2 separate regions of the Homo sapiens genome follow, and region 1 is linked to region 2. A link is a contact called in ENCODE Hi-C data. All regions are on one chromosome and are shown on one strand. Each heading gives the region's core, a stretch centred on a gene start or an enhancer-like site at or near the end of the contact. The rest is flanking DNA. Distances are from core to core; before and after follow the strand shown.

Region 1 (5,357 bases), core at 2,030-4,529, 6.9 Mb after region 2:
CTGTGAACTGTAAACCTTATCTGCTAAAGCAAATAGTTGTCAAAGAAGATTATATAGAATTTTCAATTTTTTGTAAAACTTGTCAACATCATGGTTATCATAAAATGTCACCTATTTTATTAAATTAATATTCCCATTTGTTTACCCAAAAAAGTTTAAGACAAATTTCTTTAGCAATATTTTGAAAGAACAGGAAAAATCAACTCAGATATCTTGCCTTCCAATTTTATTGAGAAATTAGGGTTATCAACAACAGACTGTGCAATAATGATAAAAGCTCGTGACTTCTAGCTTTATAGCAACCACAAAAATAAAAGGCAGCAAAGCTTTACAGAGGCAGAGTTGTGAGCTGATAAAGCTAGGAGAATCCCTGATTGGATGTTCACTAGACACAATATGTGAAAGAAATGGGTTTATTTGCTCAGGCCTATTATAAAGTTAATGTTGGCCACTGGCAGAATACCTTATTCTAAAAATTTAAAAATGAGATGAAAGAAAGTCTCCTTTTCTAGATTTCACCAAAAAAAGACAAAAGGGGAAATAACATAAAATTACGACATTTTTAATTTCAGTTGTGAAAAACTTCAAAATCTTCAAGCAGTATACTCCTCAATGTCATGGTAAAACCATTATCAGAAGAACAGAATATTGGCATCACCTTCGATGTTACCTAGTCCAACCTCCAATTTTAAAGATAAAAGAGAGTAACATTTGATGGCAATGGAACCTCTGACTATATCCATACGTTTTATCTTTTTAAAAAGAAAATGTCTAAAGTAAATATGGCATAATATTATAACATTGAAATATGAGTAATTACATGAAAGTATTATATCATCCAGTATGATTTAAACTTTTCAGAATTTAAAAATATTTTTTCTATAAAGTTTAAATTAAGATGAAGAAACTAAGGCCCAATAAGGTAAGTGGCTTGTCCAACACAGCACACCATTCACTAGGCCTATTCAGATTTCAGATTTGCTACTCCGGTGCGTTTTCAAGTTTCAAATGTTTACAAACTATAAGGAATCACTGGAAAGAATATTGCCAGTATTCTGAAGAAATACTTGATTTCTGCAGAAGATGCTGGTCATTTAATTCCTTAAATGTGTCTTTCTTTACTTACCTTTCCTTTACATTGTATTGAGTGTGGTGGGGGGATGTAAACAAAGAATGTACAGTAGGCCCTCCATATTCACGGACTGAACTAACTGCAGACCAAAAATATTTCGGGGGGAAAAAATAAAAAGTATCAATTCAGCAATAAAAAAATGCAAATTAAAAAACAACAGAACAACTATTTACATAGCACTTACTTATTGGGTATTATAAGCAATCCAGAGATGACCAAAAGTATACAGAAGGATATGCATAGGGTACATACAAATACTAGGCCATTTTATTTAAGGGACTTGAGCAACCTCCAATTTTGGTATGGTCAGGGGTACTGAAGCCAATCCCCCATAGATACCAAGGGACTATTGTATTGTTGGGCAAACCACAGTGAACCAATCAAATGATCAGCCACCTATTAAAAACAGGCTCTTGCCAGGCACTATAGCTCACACCTGTAATCCTAGCACTTTGGGAGGCTGAGGCAGGAGGATCACTTCAGCCCAGGAGTTGGAGGCTGCAATGAGCTACGATCTTGCCACTGCACTCCAGCCTTGGCAACAGAGCAAGTCCTTGTCTCAAAAAGACAAGCCAAAAAAAAAAAACAACAACAACAACAACCAGGCTCTTCCGTAATTCAGGGTATAAACAGCATTGCCCAATATATGTTCCATATACGTAATTATAAATTTTAGAAGCCAAGTTTAAAAAGAAAAAAAGTAAAACTAAAAAACACGGGAAATACACTTTAATATTATATTTAATTTAACCCAATATATTCAAATATTATTTCAACACATAAGCAACATAAAAATTATTGAGGTATTATTTTTTTCTCCTACTTCATTAGGAGTAATGCTTATTCAAAACGATGTTTTAATTCATACAGCAAGTCTCAATTAGCACTAACCTCATATCAAGTGCTCCACAGCTACAGTGGCTAGTGGTTACCCTAGTGGACAGGGGAAGTCTATAGCTATTTGTTGTTGCTTGAATTAAAAGCAGATCCATACATTTGAGTCGTTTTTTGAATTTTCCTCCAAAGCTGACAAAGTTCCCAAACCTTTTGTGGAGTGAGAAAGTCCCAAAGTCCTCAAAGCTTAACACGTAATTCATGCAAACGATTAAGCTCGTTGAAGAGTGTATGTTTAAGTACACTATTTCCTGAATACTTTTATACACTTAATCTCCAGGATAAAAACGTTGGCATAAATTCCTGAGCATGCAACCAAGCAGACACCTAATTAATGACGATGCTGGTCGAGGCTTGAATTTCTCTCTATTGCTCCAAAACAAAATTCAAAATCCTCTTCGTATTGACGGAAAAGTAAATATTAAAGGAAGAAATCATTTTCACAGGAGCTGAAAGCATTAAGAGTAAGAATCCCTAAGCACACGCCTATCTTAAAGATCTCCTGCCCGTTCCTCTCCAAACCCGGTAATCCTAAAGAGAAGGAACCCAGTTCTTGCTCCCTGTAAAATGATAGTGAAGATAACTGCGAGATGCAACTTCCTCCTTTTTTCTTAGTGCCACTTCGAGCGTATATGACCAGACAACCATGCTCACTCCACGCGATACCGAAACAGAAAGGGCTCTGTTTTTATGCTGTAGGGCCAAAGGGGCCACCCTGAGTGCAGCGAGAGGACCACAGAAACGGGCAGGGCGGGGACAGCAGGGCCAGGGCTTGGCCTCGGGGGACGAGAAAGGTGGGAACTTTGGCAGCGCGGGCGGGATCCCGCCGCATCTCCCCAGCCGGAGTCGGGACTGGGACCCCGAGAATCCGCGGGCGGCAGAGGCTCCCGCATCTAGCACCTGCCGCACCGGGATGGGGAGTCTCAGGCGGCGCAGGGAGCAGGGCCCGGGCAGAATCCCGGACGGAGCAGCCCTCGGCTGGGCCCTCAGCGCCCGCAGCCCACTGGCCGCGCCCTCTCGCTTACCGCCCCAGATGCCCAGCTTCAGCTGGGACTTGTTCAGGTTCTCCACATAGTCCCCCAGGAAGCGGTTCAGCAAGTCCGCGACCACCGACTCCAGCACCATGGTGGCGCTGAGGCACAAGGAGAGGGAGGAGCCGGAACCGCCCGGCGCAGCTGAGGGCTGCGACCAGCGCTGCAAATGACAGCCCCTCCGGCGCAGGCCCACCCCCGCGCCGCGCGCGTGACCCCGCCGGTGCGCAGGCGCGCTGTCGCCCGGCCGGTAGCTAAGGAGGCCCAGCTGTGATCCCGAGGCTTTGTAGGCGCCGCAGCCCTGGCCCTCTAGAGGCCGACGGAGGAGTGCGGGGGAAGTTAGCTTGCGCCTGTCTCGTCAGCCGTGCACGAGAAAAAAAAGGACCTTCGAGAAGAACAAGGGAGGGCAAGAGTTACCGAGTACAGGGACATCTATGTGGCCGCTCTGCTTTCCCGCCGTCACCTGCTGTTGAACTCCGGCCGCATCGCGGTGTCCGGAGCCGCCTGGCCTGGAGTATGCGCTGAGCGTCACCTAGGCAACCACCCCTGCACCTGTGGATCAGGTGGGGGAAAGGGACCGACCGCGTTCTTGTCCTGCTAGAGTTCGACTCCGCCTGGGGCTTGGTCTCTGCTTCTTGAAAACATTGTTTTTTTATTTTGTTTCTGTTTTGTTTTGTTTTGAGACAGGGTCTCGCTCTGTTGCCAAGGGTAGAATGCAGTGTCGGGATCATAGCTCACTACAGACTTGACATCCTGGACTCAAGAGATCCTCCTGTGTCAGCCTCCCGAGTAGCTGGGACCACTGGCGCGCGACAAATAATTTGAAAGTGGGAGGAGGGGAACAGAACCACATCAAATGGCAGATATCATAGAATGAGAACTGAATATACGCGTTTTGTGGGAAACGCGTTCTTTTCCCCTTTCTCTAAGATTCGCTTTTAATTCACTAGCCACTAACCAGTTACCTATCTCATTACAGATATAAAAAACAAAACGTAGTAGTGCCTTTTTAAGTATGAGTTACTTGTTATTTATATATCACTTTCTTCCATGCTATCGTTGAACTGTCTTTGATGTAGCACGACCTTAAAAGCAGAGCTTTTATACCACAAGATCTTTCAACCCTTGTGAAATTTAACCACCCATTGAGATTCACCTCTTTAGAGAACTAGAAATTTTTTCCTAAAATATATTTCAAAAAGTTGTTGAGATACAGTACACAGGAAGAAACCTAAGAAATGCTGATTATTTGTAGTCACAAGCATTAATAAGTGCTTTGCTACGAGGAAGTGTCTGAGAAACTATTCGTGTATTTTTCTTAAACAACCTAGGCTTGCACAGGATCACAAAGAAAAATCTTAAATTCAAAGTCCGCTGGAGAAGAAAGAAAATCAAAATGGCTACAATTGGTGTTGTGTATTAAATAAAATTAAAAGTACAAAGAAAGACCCAGTCAGTACTAACTAGTACTATCAAGATCACATTCCTCTCCCACTTTTGCACACTCCATTCCTCTTTAAGAAGATAAATCCTTAACCGTCTGTTTTTCCTAGCTGGTCACAAAGACAAAATACTAGTAAGTACTTTGGATTTCTTCACCATCCACAACCAAATAACAGCCTAACCTGTCTATTTTGCTTTTGCCATCTTTCCTAAATTCTCCATGTTTTTCTTCTGGACCATGCCATCCATCTCCTTGAAATTCACTTCCTAGCCTCCAGTTATTCCTTCCTCCAGTCTATTCTCATGAACACCGGATGTGTTTTCCCAAAGCACAGGTGAGCTTAGGTTAGTCACCTGCTCAAAAACATCCAATAACTTCCCAGTGTTTAGAACACTCTCTTCAAACTTTCTCCACGTTCTTTCTAGTCATACACTCTAACAATCCCGCTTCCTTTTTACATTCACACTGACTATGCTCCAAGAGGAATGTAAAGAAGCAATATATGTTCTGGTTGAGATAAGGCATGTACCATAAAAAGTTAAGAAAGAAGCCAATCCAAGGATGTATGAATAACAGTATAAGATGATAGGAAAGATGGCACAGGCAACATAGCTTGGTCAAGCAGGTGGAGCAATAGGCACAATCTCTTGGGAGAAGTGAGTAACACTAATGCTTTGTCTAATAAAGTAATTCCTTACAGTTCTATGGTATAACTTGGTAATTTTGAAAGAATAATGTGTAAATGTGCTTTCATATGCATCATTCAATTTTATTATGTTTCAGTTATACTTTGTAAGGCCTCATGTCATTATTATGCGAAGGTAGGCATTTTTGTGTACTCCTCACAAAAGAGCTG
Region 2 (5,071 bases), core at 854-3,353:
AATGTTAATCTCCCCGTCTCTACAAAAAATTTTTTTGATATTGGGCATGGTGGTGCACACCTGTAGTCCCAGCTACTCAGCATGCTGAGGAGGGAGGACTGCTTAAGTACAGGAGACTGAGGCTGCAGAGAGCCATGATCACACATCTGCACTCCAGCCTGGGCAATAGACAGTGAGACCCTGTCTCAAAAAAAAAAAAAAAAAAAAAGGCTAGATAAGAGGCTATAAAAGTGGTAAGAGCCTAATCTGAACTAGGACAGGAAAGTAGAAAGAAGGCAAAGACACCACTATCTTTGCAGAGGCAGGATAGGTAAGACTTGATAACTAGATACAAAAGGTGAAAAGATTCAGACGACTCTCATGTTTCTAGCAAAACTATCCGGGCACTTAAGAGTGGTATTAATTCACAGAGCAAAAAGATCTGAGGTACTAAGGAATTCTCTTTCAGTAGGCCCACTGTACCTACTGTTAGGTACATCCAATGGAAAATTCAGATTTGGAGCTCAGGAGATTTAGGTTTGGAAATCAAGCATAAAAAAAGATGAGATACTTGTTCTTTGTTAGTGCTTCAGGCCCTCTATCTTTTATTTCCTCCAACAACTCTCTTCTGGATCCACTGGTGACTCCCAACCAACTCAACACTGTCCTTATTCTTCATCAACTTAACTTCCACTGTGTCTACCAAATCAATACCCAGGTCTTGACAGTTCTCACGATCTGTTGTTCTAATTCCAATATCCAGCCGACAAGCATCCTGGACGAAAATCACAAAATCGTAACGACATCATGTATAAAACCATACTGCCTACTCTGAATTAGACCCCAACCTGGCAATCTTTTGGTTCATTTTTATAAACTTCTTATCATGTTCCTGAGAGCAAGTATTCAAAATCTTCTAGGTTCTTTTACGTTATCAAACATGGCTTTGGTCCGTCACTTTCAGCTGAATCCCTTGGATCTAATTAATGAGGTCAATATCTTTGATCTGTTACAGAGATATAAGGTGAAGAAGTCAGACTTGTAATTATTTAGCACGTCAAATTCACCTTAATATACAGATTCTTAGACCCTCTTCCCCTCCCCCAAAGATTCCAACTCAATAGATCTGGTGAAAACCAGGAATCTGTAAACGCCCAGTAATTCAGAAGCAAACGTAAGAGATCAAATTCTGAGAAACAATGTGTTTCTCTGAGAAAGAGAGGAACGGGATTCATTCTGTAATGACAGGACAAATTCATGTACCATTCAAAACGTCTTTCACAACTAGGACTCATATTTATTATTTACGTTTACAGACTTATTATACTTGTAGCCCTACGCCCAAGGCTCTATCATCATTTACAATCCAGTCACTTCCTCAAACAAATGTATTTGCTCCGTTCTCTGCCTTTTCTCAAAATGTTCACTTTCCTTCCACTTAGAAGGCCCCCTCCGCTTTCTTCCGCAAAATTCAGGATCCAAGATAAATATCACCTCTATGCTGAGTCTTTCCGTACAGGACCCTCCCCAACTCACCTGCAGTAACTTAATACATAACTCTACCATTAAGCAATACGGAACACTTCCATCAACCTCTACACTTTAGTATGGACCTTAGTGTAATGCCTGACAGGGTATACACTCAACAAAGTTTACTGGATTCAAGAATTTGGCCCAAGTACATGAGTGGCCAAACAGCCCTCACAGACATCCAAGATTCCTGGTAGGCGCTAGCTGGGATCGCTCCTGAAGTTCCTCGCTGCCAACGCCACCCAAGGGTGGCGTGGTGGCCAGCGCCGCTCGGAAGACGGGCAAGGAGAAACCCCCGAAGCGGAACGTTGAGAACGGAGGCCCAGTTAAGCCACCCTCCCAGGGGAACAACGGGAGGAACCCGGGCCAAACACGGCAGACGCAGAAGCACCCAGCACCGAGCCGCCGCGCCCAGGAACCGCGGGAGCTAGGCTGAAGCAAGAACTGGTGTCGACCGCCTTACCTTGCAATCGTTGCGGACGAACATCATGCCGTGTCCAGGATAGATGGGCCCCGAACAGAAATAACACTTTTCGATACGCATGTTGAACCCGCGTGTAACCCCACCAAACAAACGCCAAGCTTGAGAGGAAGTGATGCAACCCCGTCACCGGAAGTTACCTTCTTCCCCCTTCCCCGACCGGAAAAAGGCAAGCGTCCTTCGTTCTCGCGGGTCTGTTAGACCAGATGCGAACACGACTGTGCCTCCGGCGGCCGTGTGGTCAAATGCGCTGCCGTTTGACGCAGGCGCAGAGCTGCAGACTAGACCTGTTCGCTGTTACTTTGGGGAAATGTGGTTCTGCGCCACCTTGTGAACTTGCTCTCACAGCGCCTAGTTTTTTCTCTCTGTGTGTCGGCATTTATGCAAGTATTATGTATCTTTGGTTTGTGCTTTGCCTCGGAGTGCTCTCGAGAGCACTCTCTTAACTCATTTGTCTACTGCCTGCCCTAGACCAGCCCTCGATTCTCGTCCCACAGTGATTTGCAGGGTGTAAGCGGCGAAGACCCTGCAATCCAGCGTTGCTTCGAACATTGCAATGAAAACGGTTGAGTTGCTGATGCTCCAAGGACTTTACCAGCAATTTTTTTAAATATAAAATCGTGTTATCCGCCTCCCCCCCATTTTAATTAATATGCATATGTAGTAAACAAATATTTTCGCCGGAAACTACGACTCCCTCCCTAGACCTGCGGTCTTCCTCCCCAGGGGCAAAACAGTTCCATTTATTACCTGCCAGAGCTTTTCTGTGCATAGGCAAACATGTATATTTGTGTGTTTGCCTGTCTCTACGTCCTCTTCTTTATAATACTAGTTAATATGCTATTTACTCTTTTCTGCATCTTGCTGTTACCTTGTATCCCTTCATTGGAATGTGAGCTCCATGAGGGGCAGGGATTTCAGTTCGTTTGGTTTACAACTACATCCCAGTATCTAGAACAGTCCCTGGCACATAATAGGCATTTGATACATATTTTACTGTAAAAGGGTATTTAACATTCTTTTTCATATATATATGCCATTGTATGAAAGTATTTTAATTGGTCACTAATCGATGGGCATTCTTATCTTTTGATATAATAAGTATCTGTTGGTACGCTTTTTCAGGAGAGGGTTTATGTAGAACTGCTGGATCAGAGGAGCTGGATATAGATAAATAGTTTTAAAATTTGGCAGATAATACTAAATTGCCTTCCAAAAGTTTTTACCAATTAACACTCAGCATCAACAAATAAGATGTCTGTTTCACTACCCCGCTGTGAAAAGTGATCTTTGCCAACCTGAGATGAAAATTTATCTTATTATTATTTCAACTTGAATTTAATTACAAATGATGTTAAGAATCTTTCACAATGTTTTTCAGCTTTTTTCTGTGAATTGCCTGTTCAGGTCCTACGCAGTTTTCTATTCTTTCGTTGATTTTCAACAGCACTTTACACGTTAAGGTTAGTCCTTTGCTGACATGCATTTAGAAATTATTTCCCTATCAATGTTTTAAGCTTTGCTCATGGTATTTTTCCATGCAGAAATATGTTGTTTATATATTCAGATTTATCCAATTTTTTTATGATTTTGGATTTGGTACTTTCCTTTAAACTGCACTTCTCACTCCAAAATTGTTTTTCAAAATGTTTTCTCTTATGTTTTGTAGTTTCATTTTTTTGCATTTGAATTTTCAACTCGTCTGGAATTTAAGTATAAATGACATAAGACTCCAGTGTCTTTCCCTCAGTGCTGTATGTTGATAAAGCATCCTTTCCCCCACTCACTCATAATGTCACATCTATGGCTCCATTTCTGGACTCAGTTCCATCGTTTTATTTGTTAATGTGCCACTGCCCAAATATTTAAATTATTGTCATTTTTTGAATAACTGGGTTTACCTCCTCTCCCTTTCTATTAGTTTTCATGCTGCTGATAAAGACATACCCTAGACTAGGCAATTTATACAGGAAAGAGGTTTAATGGACTCTTTATGGCTGGGGACACCTCACAATCACAGCAGAAGCCGAGGAGGAGCAAGTCAGGTCTTACATGGATGGCAGCAGGCAAAGAGAATGAAAACCAAATGAAAGGCGAAACCCCTTTAAAATAATCAGATCTCGTGAGACTTATGCACTATCATGAGAACAGTGTAGGGGAAACTGGCCCCATGATTCAATTATCTCCCACCAAGTCCCTCCCACAACACATAGGAATTATGGGAGCTATAATTCAAGATGAGATTTGGGTGGGGACACAGCCAAACCATATCACCCTTCCTTCCTTGTCCTTCTTATTCATTTTTTATCTGGCTATTCTTCAACATTTATCTTTTCATTTTAACTCTAGAATCAGTTTGTATAGTTATAATCTTCAAATACACACATTTTTCCTTTTATTGGATACTTTTTCTTGTCTAGTCATTCGACCAGTAATTCCAGAGTAATGTTAAATAACAAAGGCACATACCAGAAATTTTAGTAATAAACATCTGCCCAATACTTTATTGTCAACCAAGAGACTGAAAATTATTTTACTTTTCTTTACTCTTCCTCTCCTATCCTCCTCAACAATTATGGAAGAGCCTCACCAATCTTTGCAAACTTTACACAGTTCCTTCCCAACTCTGTTTGTTCCTACTACTTCACCAAGAAATTTTATACCCTTCCCATATACATGAACACCCAGGTTTACCCTCTTACCTTTGATGTCAGAGGCCACATCATTTATCTGTGTTCTTAATTTCATACCTTAAGGCTTCATCTGAGACTTTGTTCCCTTCAGTCCATGAACATATTCAGTGCTTCACTTTAGAATGAGTGTGTGTATAGCCAGCCTTAGAAATTGTTTTTTTCTTTCCATCTATTTTAATGGAATACAAGATTGAACTGAAATCTTGGAAATATGATTCCATTTATCCTTCTTAGGATTTATGATTCCTAAATCTAAGGGTATGTGTCTTTTATCATTACTGGAAAATTCTCAGCTATTATCTTTTCATATAGTGCCTCTTCCTTCAGTTTCTCTAATTTCTCCTCATAGAATTCCTACTAGATATAAGTTGGAGCTTTTTTTCTTCCC

Evidence for each region. Hi-C counts contacts between places; a loop is a spot of excess contacts on that map. Pooled maps may share reads with other maps.
Region 1: a pooled map shows a loop between it and region 2 (8-fold over the local background). The contact joins the promoter of VPS13C-DT here to the promoter of RSL24D1 in region 2. A Hi-C loop is called at or near these places in 4 of 50 pooled maps.

The regions. Positions count from the first base shown.
Region 1 is chr15:62,057,224-62,062,580 of GRCh38, forward strand. VPS13C-DT (VPS13C divergent transcript) reads left to right here and starts at 3,280. Exons shown (of 2, transcript NR_135690.1): 1 at 3,280-3,620; 2 at 3,745-5,211. VPS13C (vacuolar protein sorting 13 homolog C) reads right to left here and starts at 3,224. Exons shown (of 85, transcript NM_020821.3): 1 at 3,052-3,224. The coding sequence starts at 3,151. RefSeq lists a silencer at 3,086-3,435 and an enhancer at 3,486-3,535.
Region 2 is chr15:55,194,838-55,199,908 of GRCh38, forward strand. RSL24D1 (ribosomal L24 domain containing 1) reads right to left here and starts at 2,104. Exons shown (of 6, transcript NM_016304.3): 1 at 1,973-2,104. The coding sequence starts at 2,053. RefSeq lists enhancers at 1,224-2,115, 1,909-2,068.